2 separate regions of the Homo sapiens genome follow, and region 2 is linked to region 1. The links are chromatin loops, found by intact Hi-C in ENCODE. Cell type or tissue: natural killer cell. All regions are shown on one strand. Each heading gives the region's core, and the rest is flanking DNA. Links, peaks and the distances in the headings are about the cores only. Region 1 holds the start of TRIM54 (tripartite motif containing 54). Region 2 has its middle 21 kb from the start of TCF23.

What was found. A loop is a pair of places that touch in the nucleus more often than their neighbours do. Peaks named below come from ENCODE experiments on the same cell type or tissue, not always from the same donor. Only the 100,000 strongest peaks of a DNase experiment are listed, where the experiment ranks them.
Region 2: it touches region 1 in a loop (4-fold over the local background); 13 of 110 quality-filtered maps call a loop at or near these places.

The regions. Positions count from the first base shown.
Region 1 is chr2:27,275,835-27,284,162 of GRCh38, reverse strand. DNAJC5G (DnaJ heat shock protein family (Hsp40) member C5 gamma) reads right to left here. Exons shown (of 7, transcript NM_173650.3): 2 at 7,776-8,057; 3 at 7,322-7,437; 4 at 6,148-6,409; 5 at 5,831-5,975; 6 at 3,930-3,997; 7 at 2,664-3,734. The coding sequence starts at 7,434. The coding sequence ends at 3,948. TRIM54 (tripartite motif containing 54) reads right to left here and starts at 1,734. Exons shown (of 9, transcript NM_187841.3): 1 at 1,264-1,734. The coding sequence starts at 1,431. In natural killer cell, for the core only: CTCF peaks have their summits at 3,887 and 4,093 (motif pointing right); a DNase peak (open chromatin) is centred at 4,112.
Region 2 is chr2:27,165,363-27,173,690 of GRCh38, reverse strand. No RefSeq gene overlaps it. Among named protein-coding and RNA genes, the nearest start is that of TCF23, 21 kb to the right of the region's middle. RefSeq lists enhancers at 1,876-2,170, 7,990-8,299 and a silencer at 3,626-3,675. In natural killer cell, for the core only: CTCF peaks have their summits at 3,458 and 3,658 (motif pointing left); a DNase peak (open chromatin) is centred at 3,660.

The sequences.
Region 1 (8,328 bases), core at 161-8,160:
TTCGGGGTTTGTTTTTGTTTTTGTTTTTTTGAGATGGAGTCTTGCTCTGTCGCCCAGGTCAGAGTGCAGTGGCATGATCTCGGCTCAAGGCAACCTCCACCTCCTGGGTTCAAGTGATTCTCCTGCCTCAGCCTCCTGAGTAGCTGGGACTACAGGCGCCTGCAACCACGCCCGGCTAATTTTTGTATTTTTGGTAGAGATGGGGTTTTACCATATTGGCCAAGCTGGTCTTGAACTCCTGACCTCGTGATCTGCTGGCCTCAGCTTCCCAAAGTGTTGGGATTACAGGCGTGAGCCACTGCACCTGGCCATATTCAGGGCTTTTACTTAACGGCAAGGCCGTGTGTGTGTGTGTGTGTGTGTGTGTGTGTGTGTGTGCGCGCGTGTGTGTGTGTGTGCCTTTGCCCCTCACTCTCCCTGATCTCTGTTCCATTTTATAGCCTACTAGAACCTCCCCAGTAGCACAGGAAAAAAAAAAAAAGCCCACTTATAATCCATTCTGGTATATGCTGCTTTTATTTCTAAACCAGTGGCTATACTAGTATCTGTGAATTTGATTAGCTCTGCTTGGCCCCATGACCACAGATAAAACAAAACTGGCTGGACTTCTGAGAAGTAAATTTCTTTGCCTTCTCCCTGCTTGTCAAGTGACCTCAGTAGCTTTTAACCAGTAGGCCTCTTTACTGAACAATCTGGAGGGTAACAGGTATGAACTCAAGTTGGGGAGAGTTCCCAGTCTCCTGCCCACTATGTCTAACTCTGTCACCCACAATGGATGCCTTCAACTTTCCTTAAATACAAATAGTTTTACTGCCATTATGGAGCTTTCTCACAGGGTCGGGTTTTGTTTGTTTGTTTTTTAACGTTTCATTATCTCATTAATCTTTTCTCCGTATTTTCCACAATGCTCTCGAAGTCTGAAACTCCAAACTGGAATGCAGAGTCTGGCACAGGCTCTTATAAAGCCCGGTGTGGGATACCCTCCCTCCCAGTTTCCACAGGGTCTACTTTCCTTGGTAGATCCCAGCACTCCAGCTGCCGTCTATGCACAGGCTGTACCTGCCAGCCTGCAGGGCAGCTGCTGACTCATGCTTGCTCTGGGATTTGCTTGGACCCCAGCCCTTCTGCTCTCCAGCCACAACAGCCACCACCCACCTCAGAGAGCACTCTATCCATCACCTTCTGGGGTCTCAGCTCTGACCTGATCAGTCCCCCACAGGTCTGCATTGCTTTACCTGGCCCTGCCCCGTCCCTGGCACCCACCTGGAAGACGTCGTTGGCACATTTGCGGCACAGGTTGTGTTGGCAGGGCAGGATCACCACTGGTTTGGAGAACATCTCCAGGCAGATGGGGCAGATGAGCTGCTTCTCCAGGTTGTCCATGCTGTGTGCATCCCCTAGCAGCGGCTTGAAACCCACTGTGAAGTTCATCCCCTCGGTGGTCGTGCCTGGCCTGGGCCCTGCTCCTGGCCTTCACTCACTGCCTGTAGACCCTTCCTCGCTTAGATGGCCTCTGGATTCCCTTCTGTGGCTCACTCTTGAAATAGCTCTGCTTTCTCTCCTGTCCCTTTAACAACTTGTCTCGTCCCAGATAGCAGTCTTCGGACAGTCTCTACTTTCTGCTCTGCACCCTCGCCAGGCTCACGTAGTTTTAGCTATCCCTCTCTCTCTGTAAAATTCTCCTTTTGTTTCCCAAATGACTCTCTCTTGTTCACTCTGTGGGTAGCACTGTTTGTCCCTTACTCCCCAGAGAGCAGATTAATTTTACTGTGGGGGTTGGGAGACAAGGGGCATCTGCATGACATTCCAATTCCCAATTTAGCTCATGTAAGGCGAGCCACAGCTGTCATGGAGTGAGTGACCCTGACTCACTCAGGAATGGGTGACTCCCTTGAGCAAGGGCAGGGGTGAGTGCCACTGCTTACAGTGAAAGGTGGGTCAGCAAAGGTGCTGCCCTCTCACTCTGAAGGCTCCTCTCAGCCCGGGACCCCTGTTCTGGCTTGGGCCCTTCTTCCAGGACAGTGACACAGAATCTAAATCTGCCTGTGTGAGAGGCACCCATACATAGCTCAGGGTGGGAGGAAAGATCTTGCCAGACTTAGAGTCAGTAGCGGTTGCCTCCTCCACAGGCTCAGCCAGTGACCCTGGTCCTCCTCCTCAAGACTGTGTGATTCAGAACAGCAGCTCCAGGGACTACATCAAGCCTCTTGTCCAACACCTCTGGCTCATTTTTGTTCTTCCCTGGCCTTTTCTTATATCACCCTAGGAAAAGAAGCTCAAGAGGCTAGAAATGACTGTTGTGCCAAGGCCTGGACCTACCTATGAGCATGCCCCCGAGGAAATGTGGGATTCTGGTCCGTGAACACATCCCTGGAGCCACTCCAAGGACTCAAATTTGTTAGGAAATTGGGAGAAGGTGAGCTGGGCAGAAAGGACCTGAATGCCAGGGACCTATTTTGGGCACCCAGGGAATCAATCTCCAGGGAAATTTTAGAGCACTGACAAAGTCATAATCACAAGGCTCCGGGAAGCCTCTGACCCAGCTCCACAGTTGTCCAGGACTCCTACTCTCCAAGCCAGGCTTGCCCCACTTGTGAGCACTGGTCTTCTTTTTCTCCTACAAGTCTTCTCCACTTGATCTTAGGCAAAAGGCCAAGAAGCAATTTCTTTAGGCCTTTTTTCTCTACCCCAGACACAATTTGTCTTTTTTGGGCATAATATATGCCTTGGGATTGGATGAAAGCTCTTTTATTTACTGACATTCTTTAGCCTTTCTCCTAGTCCAGGGAGAGAAGTTTGAGGAATTAGTAGGCTGTGACCCTGAGTGGGTGGGAAATACACGGTGTGAGGAGGATACGAAACAGCAGCACAAAGAGGCAAGAGTGGGAAAAGAGTCCAGAAAGTACAATCTTTTCCAGATCACATATTTCATGCCCCTATTTTTAAGAACAAATTATATGTCAATTGGCCTGCATAATATGTGAAAAGGATGGAGGCAAGCTGGCACTGATGTTTGAACTTCAGTTAACCTACAGGACCAAGGCTAATGCATGCTGTGCTGGTAGCTGAAGTCCAAGGATAATCTAAAGATGGAATGACTACCCCTAAGCCTCAAATGCACTCGCAGTTTTCCTGAGTTGACTCATAGTGGCATGGAATGAGGCTGGCAATGCCAATGGCCGTGGGCACCAGAAGATGAAACCAACTCCATACAGGCGTTATTGGCTTAGGAATGAGGCTGATGCTAGGGGTTCTTGGTACACAGAGTTGCAACAAGGGAGAATTAATGGGTGCAGCAGCTCCAGGGACAGGATCCACCCTGCTCAGTTATCAGGCTCTTGGTGGTGATATCGCAAGGGGCTCAGGGATCCTACCAGCTGGCATTGGTTCCAATAACAAGGCAGACACAGGAAAAAGACTCTTCAGGAAAAATCTGCCACCACTGCCTGAGACCTCATAAGGGGAGGGAGGGGAGGGCTGCTTTCTGACGGAGTAAAATTGGGACTGCAACTGAAAGGAAGAGTAGCTGGGCAACCCCATACAGAGTTGTGGTACCAAGGGTAGAGGTGATGTCCTTACTGGGATCAACGTCATCAGTGCTTCTGAAGAGATTCTTGAGATCCTTATAAGAAGAGGGGTCAAATCAGGGTCAATGTCAGGACAGGGCTACTTGCTCCTCTCTTCAATGTGTCCAGGGGACTGGGCAGCAGAAGGCACCCTCACTGGGTCAGCACCTAGTGGCGGAAGAAGGTGGCGCTTTATTAATCAGAAGGAATAATTACCTAGAACTTAAAGCAAACCCCTACATGTAAGGATATAAACACATAGTCCATACTATAAGGATGTAAACTTTCTACTAATGACTCATCTGACGTTAGCTTACATGCTTTTCTTATCTGATAACTGTTGCTGCCTTTCGGTTTACATACCTCATCCTTCTTCATCTCTTAAAAATCATCTTCGCTATTTTCCTCGCTTCTAAAATCACATTTGGCTCCTATGATGGAATTATATATATGTTTACATATACAAACGTTTAGTAACTTTTCGTAGTGTACTGATGAGAAAACCGTTACCTTGCAGTTACTCATTAGCATCACCAGGTGGCGCTGGTGTCAAGTTCAATCAGCTTATAAAAGTTCATTTGGGGGGGAATGATCTCAGACTTTCCTTTTCTTTTCTTCCTCTTCCTCTTCCCCTCCCCCTCCTCCTCCTTTCCTTCTTCTTCTTCTTCTTTTTTGATACAGGGTCTCACTCTGTCACCCAGGCTGGAGTGCAGTGGCATGATCACAGCTCACTGTAACCTCAACCTCCCAGACTCAAATAATCCTCCCACCTCAGCCTCCCCTGTAGCTGAGACTACAGGTGTGCACTGCCATGACCGGCTGACTTCTGTATTTTTTTTTTTTTTTTTGTAGATACTGGGTTTCATGATGTTGCTGAGGCTGGTCTCAAACTCCTGAGCTCAAGTGATCTGCCCACCTTGGCTCCCCAAAGTGCTGGGATTACAGGCACAAGCCACTGCAACTGGCCCTTTCCTTTGAGTAGATGGAAAAAATTGCATCCCGCCAGGCACAGTGGCTCATGCCTATAAACCCAACACTTTGGGAGGCCAAGGCAGGTGGATCACTTGAGGTCAGGAGTTGGAGACCAGACTGGCCAACATGGCGAAACCCTGACTCTACTAAAAATAAAAAATTAGCCAGCTAATTTTTTAGTAATCCCAGCTACTCAGGAGGCTGAGGCAGTAGAATCGCTTGAACCCGGGAGGCAGAGGTTGCAATGAGCTGAGATCGCACCACTGCACTCCATCCAGCCTGGGTGACAGACTGAGACTACATCTCAACACCACCACCACCAACAACAACAAAACAACAACAACAAAAATTGCATCCTCAAATCTGTCTTAACCTAACTGTCCTCTCTAGACATACTCTCCCACCCCATTCCTTAGCTTAACAGGAGCTGACACTACTACCTTCAAACTGTCAGTTTGTCGTGTGATGCACAGAAACATATTGATCTTTTTTTTTTCTTCACTTTGTCCCAGTGCCAGACTTGAAGACTTGAAATTGTCATATTTAGGGATTAACCTGCCATTTTCACAGGTCTTTCTCACCCTCAACCATTTCTTTCTTTCTTTTTTTTTTTTTTTTTTGAGATGGAGTCTCACTCTGTTGCCCAAGCTGGAGTGCAGTGGCATGATCTTGGCTCACGGAAACTTCCGTCTCCCGGGTTCAAGCAATTCTCCTGCCTCAGCCTCCTAAGTAGCTGGGGTTACAGGCGCCCGCCACCACACCTGGCTAATTTTTGTATTTTTAGTAGAGACAGGGTTTCACCATGTTGGTCAGGCTGGTCTCAAACTCCTGACCTCGTGATCCGCCCGCCTCGGCCTCCCAAAGTGCTGGGATTACAGGTTTGAGCCACCATGCCCAGCCTCTTTCTTTTCTTTTCTTTTTTTTTTTTTTTTTTTTTTTTTGAGATGGAGTCTTGCTCTGTCTCCCAGGCTGGAGTGCAGTGGCGCGATCTCAGCTCACTGCAACCTCTGCCTTCCGGGTTCAAGCGATTCTTCTGCCTCCTCAGCCTCCCAAGTAGCTGGGACTACAGGTGGGTGCCACCATGCCCAGCTAATTTTTGTATTTTTAGTAGAGACAGGGTTTTACCATGTTGGCCAGGCTTGTCTCCAACTCCTGACCTCAAGTGATCCACCCGCCTCACCCTCCCAAAGTGCTGGGATTACAGGCATGAGCCATTGTGCCCAACCCCAATCATTTCTTTCATTCCCAATCCAGACATTTCTTACCTCACAGTCCCTGCTTGCAGTTCTCACCTGACCTTGGAGGCTGACTCTGGACATTCTGCTGATATTTTCTCCCACTATCCTGCTCAGGTGGTGGTTTAAGTGCTCCACAGCAAAAACAGCAGCAACAACAGAAACAGCAACAAGTGAGCAGAGTACACAGGATGACAAGTGTCTAAAAGGTAGGCGAGAATGGCCTCAGTCCAGCAGTTTTCTATATGACTGCTCAAGCTTCCCTCCCTCAATCCTCCTGGCACCCAGAAAATGAGACAACAGAAGCATTTGTCATAAGGAAAGGAAGGTCACCCTTCTTTCCTTATTCTTAAAGGACCTGGAGAATTGTGTACCTTGAACCAACAACTATTCAGAATAAAATAGTATCTGACGCCTTCTTCACCAAAGTGATCATACAGATATATTCCCAATGAGCCATGCTGGTCGTAAATTTTCCGCTTCTTAGAGTCGCTCAGTATGGCATGAGCTGCGTTGATCTCTTTGAATATTTCTGCTGCTTGAGCATTCCCTGGATTCTTGTCGGGATGATACCGCAAGGCCAGTTTCCTACCCAGGTGATACTCAAAAGGAGGGTGGGGAAGCAATGCGGAATGGCTGGGGAAGGAGACTTACGATGAATGACATGGATTAGTCTCTAGAGAGTGCAGAAGGAATGCATGAGATGTGGTACAAAGGATGGAGGCAAGCATCCAAGGTCTAAACTCCTTCCCATACTATAATGAAGAGGGTGATGGTGCCATTTGGCCCCAAAGTGAGGGCTTGTTGGAACTTAAAAATGGGTCATAGGGCTGGGAGCACTGGCTCACACCTGTAATCCCAGCGCTTTGGGAGGCCAAGGTGGGCGGATCATGAGGTCAGGAGTTTGAGACCAGCTTGGCCAACATGGTGAAACCCTGTCTCTACCAAAAATACAAAAGATTAGCTGGGCATAGTGGCAGGCACCTGTAATCCCAGCTACTCGGGAGGCTGAGGCAGGAGAATCACTTCAACCCGGAAGGTGGAGGTTGCAGTGAGCCGAGACTGCACCACTGCACTACAGCTTGGGCAACAGAGCGAGACTGTCTCAAAACAAACAAACAAACAAACAAACAAACAAACGGGTCGTAGGCCAGGCACAGTGGTTCACACCTGTAATCCCAGCACTTTGGGAGGCCGAGGCAGGTAGATCACCTGAGGTCAGGAGTTTGAGACCAGCCTGGCCAACATGGCGAAACCCTGTCTCTACTAAAAATACAAAAATTAGCCAGGCGTGGTGGTGCACGCCTGTAGTCCCAGCTTCTCAGGAGGCTGAGGTGAGAGAATTGCTTGAACCTGGGAGGCAGAGGTTGCAGTAAGCCAAGATCGTGCCACTGCACTCTCAATAGTCTCTGTCTCTGCTCTGTGACAGGACGAGACTTCCTCTCAAAAAAAAAAAAAAAAAAAAAGAGTCAGATAGCAAAAGAGATACAGAAAGAAAAAGGTTTAAGGGGGAAATTCCAAGGATCAATAAAGGGCTGAGGTCTGAACCTGTAGGATTTTTTGAAGTCTTCAGGTGAGGCGCCCTTCTTAAGATCCAGCACTGCATAGAGGCTCATCTCACTTTTGGACAGCCGGTGTGCTGCTTCCTTCACAGTAGACATGATCTGAGCCAGAGGAGAAGCAGCATCTGTGAGAACTTCTACAAGTAAGGGTACCGAGAAGTGCACTTCCAGTGACAGGAAACTCACTACCTTCAGGGATTAGGCAGGTAAACGATGACAGAAGGACAAGGATAAGATAAGAGTGAGTGGGATTTGTGGCTAGCAGGAGAATTCAGGTGATCAGAAAGATTCCAATTTTAAGGAGGAAACATCTTCTCCTCACATTTCCCAGCATCCTCCAGCTACACAGACCTCTAGATATCCCACATCCTAGAGGTGTTGTAAGCAGGGAGAGGTCTAAGCCAGGAAAAGAGCCTGATTTTGTCTAGAGCTCCTATTACCTGGAGTAAACACCTCTGGGTCTGTCCAAGCTCACTGCTGGGTTTGAAAGACCAGGGCGGCCCCAGCCTGAACGGACAGGATCAGGAATCAGACAGCTCCACAACTTCTTCTTCTTTTTTTTTTTTTTGACGGAGTTTTTTGCTCTTGTTGCCCAGGCTGAAGTGTAATGGCGCGATCTCGGCTCACTGCAACCTCCACCTCCTGGGTGCAAGCGATTTTCCTGCCTCAGCCTCCCGAGTAGCTGAGATTACAGGTGCACGCCACCACGCCCGGCTAATTTTCTGTGTTTTTAGTAGAGACAGAGTTTCACCATGTTGGTCAGGCTGTTCTTGAACTCCTGACCTCAGGTGATCCACCCACCTCGGCCTCCCAAAGTCCTGAGATTACAGGCGTGAGCCATTGAGCCTCGCCGATCCACAGCTATTAAGAGAGAAACACTTCAGACCAAACCGTGTGAGGCCTAACAGAAGTCAAGTGTCCTAGAGCCTGGCGGGGGCGGGGGCGGGGGCGGGGGCGGGGGTGGGGAGTGCTTGCAGCTAGGCCTGGACTTGC
Region 2 (8,328 bases), core at 310-8,309, 110 kb after region 1:
GTTTTGTGTTGATGCTAAAAAACATTTCCGTTACTTCTTTTGGTTCGGTCTCATTAAAAACCACTTGTTTGAGTTGTTCGGTTTAGTTTTCCTTCTGCAGATTATTGAGTCATTTAAATGGATTGTAGTTTTCTCTAACTTACTAACGATGGGATATTCCCATTCAGAACAGGCAGCCAGGGTCTCTTGGACCAGGGTGAAACACCAGGAATTGGAAGATGAATGTTTCATCCTGGTGGGACGCAGCTAAAAAGCTGCCCCGTCATGACCCTCCACTGTCTGGGGAAGGGGTCTCCCTGAGTGGATGCACTGGGGAGCTCATGAATCAGTCAGAGCAGTCCCTCCTCTTGTCTGTGTGGCAGCATGGGGGACCCTCCCAAGATACAGCGAGTGGTGGGGCAGCCCCTTGGAGTTCCCTCTCAGGGGACTCCACGGAGGCCTGCCAGGTGAGTTCCCTCAGGGAACCTGAGGCTTGCAGCCTTTGTCCCAGACTTCCAGGAGAGGAAAAGTTGTCTCCACTGTGATCCTTGCGTTCATGCTCAGGGGCATAAAAAAGAAAGTGGCATATGGATCTTGAGAGAAGGCGTGGCCTGAGGCACCGCTAGAATGTTCACTCTGGCTGTTCCATGGCTCCTGTGAGGATGTCAGGAAAGGTAGGGGATGAAGAGTACATGCAGGCCAGCATCTTCCCATCCCTGCACATCTGACTGGTGTTTTTTTGTTTTTTTTTTGAGTTGGAGTTTCACTCTTTCACCCAGGCTGGAGTGTAGTGGCGTGATCTTGGCTCACTGCAACTTCTGCCTTCCAGTTTCAAGTGATTCTCCTGCCTCAGCTTCCCGAATAGCTGGGGCTACAGGCACGTGCCACCACGCTTGGCTAATTTTTGTATTTTTAGTAGAGACGACATTTCACCATGTTGGCCAGGCTGGTCTCGAATGCCTGATCTTGTGATCTGCCCGCCGATCTGCCCGCCTCGGCCTCCCAAAGTGCTGGGATTACAGGCGTGAGCCACTGTGCTCAGCCCTGACTGGTCTTTAATGGAGCCTACAGACAAGCTGCACGTGGTGCCCTGCAGACCACACCTACCCCTCAGCCATACCCCAGCACCCACGGGAGACTCAATTCCCCTTTCAGATCTAACAGGTATTGGAAAGAGGAAGCATTGTGCAGTGGCACTTCAGAAAAATCCATGTAGGTCCTTAAAAGAAGCAAGAAAGGGAGCTGATAACACTAGTTTTTCCTGAGGGAGATATGATAGCCAGGCTACACAACCAGGATCCCAGGAGTTATCTGGTCCAGATCTGGAAGTGACATGATGTACCGCTGTCGCAGGTATAACATGAATGCCTGCTGAATACATTTGACAATGCAAAGATAAGACATCAAGCCAGGAGATCTTCTGGATAATAGAGACTACTCTGCCCCAAGATAGGCACAGCCAAGCCCCAGCCTGGATAGTATTCATGAGGGCCTTAATGGAAATGAATGGGTCCCACTTAAAAAAATAAATCAGAAAACAAGCTCACTGAATACAACTGGGGTGACAAAAACATGCATCTGAGTGGAGACAGAGGAAATTTCTATCCATTTCTGCCCAATCTAGTGCCTCTGGGCAGAACCAAAAGCCTGGCAAAATCTAGAATTTATACACTACGAAAATCTTAAGAAAATATTCTGGCTCTAAGAATAAATAAAAATAGATTTTAAAATAAGCAGTTTGTGTTCTTCTGCTTTATTTAGACATAGATTTAAATGGTAGGAATCATGTACTTAACCCGGTTAGGAAAATTATATATCACGAGGCGTTTTTTTTGGGTGGGGAGGATGGACTGGGTTTATGATAATTCATAATGTTTGCTACCCACCTGCCAGGGGAAGGACACTGAAAGATCATGGCCCATCAAGGCCTTAGGTCATGCTGCTCTGCTTGCAAATTGCACAACTTTCCTGTTAATTTGCGGGGCAACTTTTGCACACATGTTTACAATCTGGTTAAAGAATCAGCCCTTGCAATGATGTCATTAAACGCACACAGACACAATGGTGCCATAGTAACAACAAGGTGCCTCTGAGCCAGGTGCATTGGCTCACGCCTGTAGTCCCAACACGTTGGGAGACCGAGGAGGGAGGATCCCTTGAGCCTAGGAGTTCGAGACCAGCCTAAGCAATATAGTGAGATTCCGTCTCTACAAAAAAATTAAAAAATAAAAAATCAACTGGGCATGGTGGTGCCCCTGTAGTTCCAGCTACTCAGGAGACTAACGTGGGAGGATCACTTGAGCCTGGGAGGTTAAGTCTGCAGTGAGCTGTGATTGTGCCTTGGGGGCAACAGAGCAACACCTCGTCTCAAAAAAAAAAAAAAAAAAAAAGTGCCTCTGGAGCTGGAAATTTTCAAGTTCAGTTGCTCCAGCAACTGGGGAGGGTCATGAAGACTATAGGAAAGACACTACTGTTCCCATGCACATTCACAGGAGAGAAAAAAAAGTCCAGCAAGTACCATGTTCATAAAGATTGGCCTGACCCTAGCTGTCCCATGGCAAACAGTCACACCCAAGACTCTCAGCTTTCTTTGGCTCTGATTTGTTTCTGTAACCATGCCAAGATGCCAAGGACAATCAACCAAGCAAGGCTGTGAGGATCTGCAAACTATTGCAGCCCTCAGATTCCCTACTTAAAAGGGAAATAACTGGGCATGGTGGCACGCACCTGTAGTACCAGCTACTTGGGAGGCTGAGGTGGGAGGATCCCTTGAGTTTAGGAGTTTGAGGCTGCAGTGAGCTGATTGTGCCACTACACTCCAGCCTGGGTGACAGAGCGAGACCCCCCTCTCAAAATAAAAATAAAAATAAGAAAAGGGAAGTAATACTGTATGTAGTCCAGAAACAGGTCAGACGCCAAAAGAATCTTATCTGGGCTGTTGTATGAGTCAGGGTCCAATTAGGAACATAAAAACCACACCAGTTATTATAACAGAGGGAATTTAACGGTAAGGACTGCAAAGGCAAAAGACAAATTCCAAGGAACAGAGAGGTGGCAACTGAAGGACGTAGAGCGGTGGAGTTAATGAAAGAAAAAGGTGGGAGTTACTGGAACCTAGAAGCTTGGAGGAGCCCTGCCGAGGTGGAACTCAGGCTTCAGAACACAGAGTGCTGTATAACTGGTGCTGGCATCTTTGAAGGGGCAGGCTAAAGGCTTGTACTTTTTTTTTTTTTTTAATTGAGACGGAGTTTCGCTCTGTTGCCCAGGTTGGAGTGCTTTGGTACAATCTTGGCTCACTGCGACCTCTGCCTCCCAGGTTCAAGCGATTCTCCTGCCTCAGTTTCCTGAGTAGCTGGGATGACAGGCACGTGTCACCACGTCCTGCTTATTTTTGTATTTTTAGTAGAGACAGGGTTTCGTTGTGGTCTCCAGGCTGGTCTCCAACTCCTGACCTCAAGTGATCCACCCGCCTCAGCCTCCCAAAGTGCCGGGATTACAGGCGCTAGCCACCGCGCCCAGCCAAGGGTGGTTCTGAGAATGGGGAAAAAGTTGGAAACTTAAACCAAGTGGGGCTGCCGGGTTAAAGAGCTGTTGCCACCTTGATAGGGGGGCGCAAGAAGTAAACTGCAAGAAGCAAATCCCCGCTCCCTCCTCCCGTCTTGCGGGCTTCCTCTAGCACCCTCTATTGGTGGAGCCCAGCGAAGTGCCAGCTGGCAAAGCAGAAAGTGGTTTGCAGAACCTCAGCCCCAGCGCCATAGGAAACAAAAGCAGGGTTCCAGCTTGGGGCTATTACAAATAACGCTGTTATGAGCGCTCTCATGCATATCTTTTTTTTTTTTTTTTTTTTTTGAGACGGAGTCTCACTCTGTCGCCCAGGTTGGAGTGCAGTGGCGCAATCTCAGCTCACTGCAACCTCTGCCTCCCAGGCTCAAGCGATTCTCCTGCCTCAACCTCCTGAGTAGCTGGGACTACAGGCGTGCACCACCACGCCCGGCTTATTTTTTTGTATTTTTAGTAGAGACGGGGTTTCTCCATGTTGGCCAGGCTGATCTAGAACTCCTGACCTCAGGTGATCCGCCCGCCTAGGCCTCCCAAAATGCTGGGATTACAGGCGTGAGCCAAAGCGCCCGGCCTTAGGTGTGTTTATACCCTGGATTTAACAGATACAGATATTAACCATTCTGGTGGGTGTGTTGTAGTATCTCAAGATTTCAATTTGCATTTTTCTAATAACTAATGAAGTTGAGCATGTTCAGCCATTTGGATATCCTCTTTAGAAAGTGCCTGACCAAGGCCAGATGAGGTGGCTCCCGCCTGTAATCCCTGCACTTTGGGAGACTGAGGCAGGAGGATCCCTTGAGCCCAGGAGGTCGAGGTTGCAGTGACCTATGATGGTGCCACTGCACTCCAACCTGAGTGACGCAGAGAGACTCTGTCTCTTTAAAAAAACAAAAACAAAAACAAAAAAACTGTGTTTCTAACCCATTTAGCCATTTACTACTGAATTATCAGTCTCTGTCTTATTGCTCTGTGGGGATTTTTAATACATTCTTGATAGAAGCCCTTTTAAATATGTGAGTTATATGGCAAATAGTATCTTCTCCCAGTCTGTGAACTTGTCTTTTTCACTCTCTCAACGGTATCTTGTGATGAATAGGTGCTCCTAACTTTATGTAGTATAATTTCTCACTCTTTTCCTTTAGAGTTAATGCTTTTTGTGTCTTCTCTAAAAAAATATTTCCCTATTCCAAGGACATGAAGGTCTTCTCTTATAATCTATTCTTCTTTTTATATTTTCCATCTCTTTCTCCCTACGAACTGAAATCTGGTTAATTTCTAAAGATCCGTCTTCTGATTTGCTAGATCTATTTCTTTTTCTTTTTCTTTTCTTTTTTTTTTTTGAGACGGAGTCTCCCTCTGTCGCCCAGGCTGGAGTGCAGTGGCATGATCTTGGCTAACTGCAACTTCCGTTTCCTAGGCTCAAGTGATTCTCCTGCCTGAGCCTCCAGAATAGCTGGGACGACAGGCGTGTGCCACTATGCCCGGCTAATTTTTTTGTATTTTTGGTAGAGATGGGGTTTCACTATATTGCCCAGGCTGGGCTCGAATTCCTGACCTCAACTGACCCGCCCTCCTCAGCCTCCCAAAGTGCTGGGATTATAGGCATGAGCCACTGTGCCCAGGCTGCTAGACCTATTTCTAGCAGTTTCTAATCATCCACTGAGTCTCTAATTAAAATATCATATTTTTAATTTCTAGAAATTCTATTTTTTCCCAATTCTGCCTGGTTATTTTTGACAGCCTCTTATTCCTGCATTGTCTTTTCAGAATTCTCTTTCTTTCCTTAAACCTATTAAACATCTTTACTGTATATTCTATGCCTAAACATTACATGATTTGCAATCCTCTCAAGTGTGATTCTAGAGTTCAATGGTACGGCTATTGCTCATTTAGAGTGACATGCCTCCTTCTGACTTTTAAAATTGTTTGTTGTAAGCTCAAGGTTGTTGGAATTGTATCCATGGGAATCCTTCAAAGCATGGATTTATTTATTACTTATTTTTATTGAGTCAAGGTCTCGCTCTATCACCCAGACTGGAGTGCAGTGGCCTGATCATGGGTCACTGCAGTCTCAACCCCCGGGGCTCAAGCAGTCATCCCACCTCAGCCCCCTGGGTAGCTGGGACTACAGGCATGTGCCACCACACCCAGCTAATTTTTGTATTTCTTGTAGAGGTGGGGTTTCACCATGTTGCCCAGGCTGGTCTTAGACTCCTGGGCTCAAGCCATCGGTCTGTTTCAGCCTCCCAAAGTGCTGGAATTACAGGTGTGAGTGGCCGTGCCTGGCCACTGCATGAATTTAAAACGTGTTCCTCCAGAGAAGGTTTGCACCTGCTTGTGCCAGGAAACACTACTAAATCGTGACCACTTTAAAATTTTGGCCTCCCCCACAACAAAACATCCTTACTGAGGGTGTTGCCTTTTGAGGATCCCAACTTTGTGACAGAGTCTCTGATCCAACTTCCCATTTCGAATGGGCCCTAGGTGTTGTCTCCTGTCCCCAGGTGTGGCCCGTAAGACCCAGGCCTTGGGCACCAGGAATTTGCAGATATTGCAAAGGCAGCACTGACTTGAGTGCTGGCTTACCATTTTTTGCTACATGCTTCCTTATTCTTTCTCTTATTCTTTTCCCTTACTTTTCTGCCAGGCAAGCAATACTTTTAAGAATATGTTTTTACGATTTTAGCCATCATTTTGAGTTTCTGTACCAGGAGAGTTTCTCTGAACATCTAGTCTACCATAGTGTCAGAAATGGGTGGAGGCTTGGGCCTTTGTTACAAGCAGGTTTTTAAAGGCAAAAAAGAGGACAAGGAGTGGGCTGATACAAAGTTGTTTGTCAGGAATTCTCATTGGTTTACAGAAATAACATTGATTAATGATTGGCTGTACAGTGTTGAGCTATAGAGTGTGGGTTATAGAGGACCAGAAGTGGCAGGAAATGGAAGAACAAATCTTAGAGGAGCCAATTTGGGGAGGTTTTAAGCTTTCTAAAAAGCCAATTAAGTTTTACATTTTCATCAGCAAAATCATGCCAACCAGAAAGCAGAGGGATCAAACTTTTTTTTTTGTAAGAGGTGTCAATCAACTAAAAAAAATTCCCAGAAACAGAATCCAAAAGAGAAAAAGCAAAGAGCCCCCAGCCTCACATATAGCCTGGGTATTGGCTTGTAAACAGAAAAACCAAACTCTGTGAAATATATTAAAGAAGTTTATTCTGAGCCCATATGAGTGACCATGGCCAGGGGAATAGTCTCAAGAGGTCCTGAGAAAGTGTGCCTGAGGAGTCAGGTTACACTTTGGTTTTACACATTTTAGAGGGACAGGAGTTACAGGCAAAGATATAAATCAATACATAAAAGGTATACATTGGTTTGGCCTGAAAAGTTGGGACATCTTGAAGTGGGAGCTTGCAAGTCATGGGTGGGTTTTAGAAATTCTTTAGTTGATGGTTGAGAGAGTTAAGCTATTGCTTAAAGACTTGAATTCAGTAGAAAAGAATGCTTGTGTTAAGGTAAGAGGGTCAGGGCAGCATGGTGGCTCACACCTGTAATCCCAGCACTTTTGGAGGTTGACATGGGTGGATCATTTGAGGTCAGGAGTTCAAGACCAGCTTCGCCAACACGGTGAAACCCCCTCTCTACTAAAAATACAAAAATTAGCCGGGCCTGGTGGTGCACGCCTGTAATCCCAGCTACTTGGGAGGCTGAGGCACAACAATCCCTTGAACCTGAAAGGTGGAGTTTGCAGTGAGCCAAGATCATGCCGCTGCACTCTAGCTTGGGCAACACAGTGAGACTCTGTCTAAAAACAACAACAACAAAAATGACAAATAAAAAAGGGAGTCACGGGTGCCAAGGCCCTTATTATGGAGATGAAGCCTCACAGGGACCAGCCCTCAGAAAGAATAGATGGTAAATGTCTCTTTTCAGATTTTTTAAAGTGTCAGCCTCTCAGTTAATCTCTCCTAGATCTTGGAAAGGCCTAGAAAGGAAGACCTGGTTGCAGTGGTGGAGATTCTCTACAGATACAAACTTCCCCCACGAAAGACAGCTTTGCAGGACCATTTCAAAGTATGCCAAACAAATACATTTTGGAGTAAAATATTTTTATTTCCTTCAGGGCCTGTAATCTGCCATGTGGTGCTAAGCCACAGTCAGGTTGGAAAGTAAGCCACAGTATACTGCGTTAATTTTAAAAACCCAGTTAATGAGATTTTATGGTTTGTTGGGTATGATTTAACCCTTGCCTTTCATGGCCTCTAGCAGTTTCTAATCATTCATTGAGTCTTTAATTAAAATATCATATTTTTAATTTCTGAAAATTCTATTTTTCCCCCAATTCTGCCTGGTTATTAGATTTGTTGGAAATAAAGCTCAGGAAATAAAGCTTGCAAAGGAAATGAGCACTCAGATAACTTCTCTGCAAGGCAAAATTTTACTTCTATAGAAGGGTGCTACCTGCATGCAAGGCAGAGGCAAGGGAGCACACTGAACAAAGGAGAGCAGGCATTTTTATCCCTAATGCAGACCCTGTTCCTGGGTCCTCCCCCGGTTGGCTGGAGTCAGACCGCACGATCTAAGCTAATCCCGATTGGCTAGTATTGACATCATCGAAGGAGGCAAGGGTGGGCACTTGATGGGAAGGACGGGCACATAGGTGATGGGACATGCTTGGACGTGTTTGGGTGCAACAGAGATAGGGAGGGCTGATAGATGGACAGGTAACATTACTTTCAGAATAGAACAAAGAACCAGGAACTGAAACTTTTGAAGAGAAACTGTTTGTGCC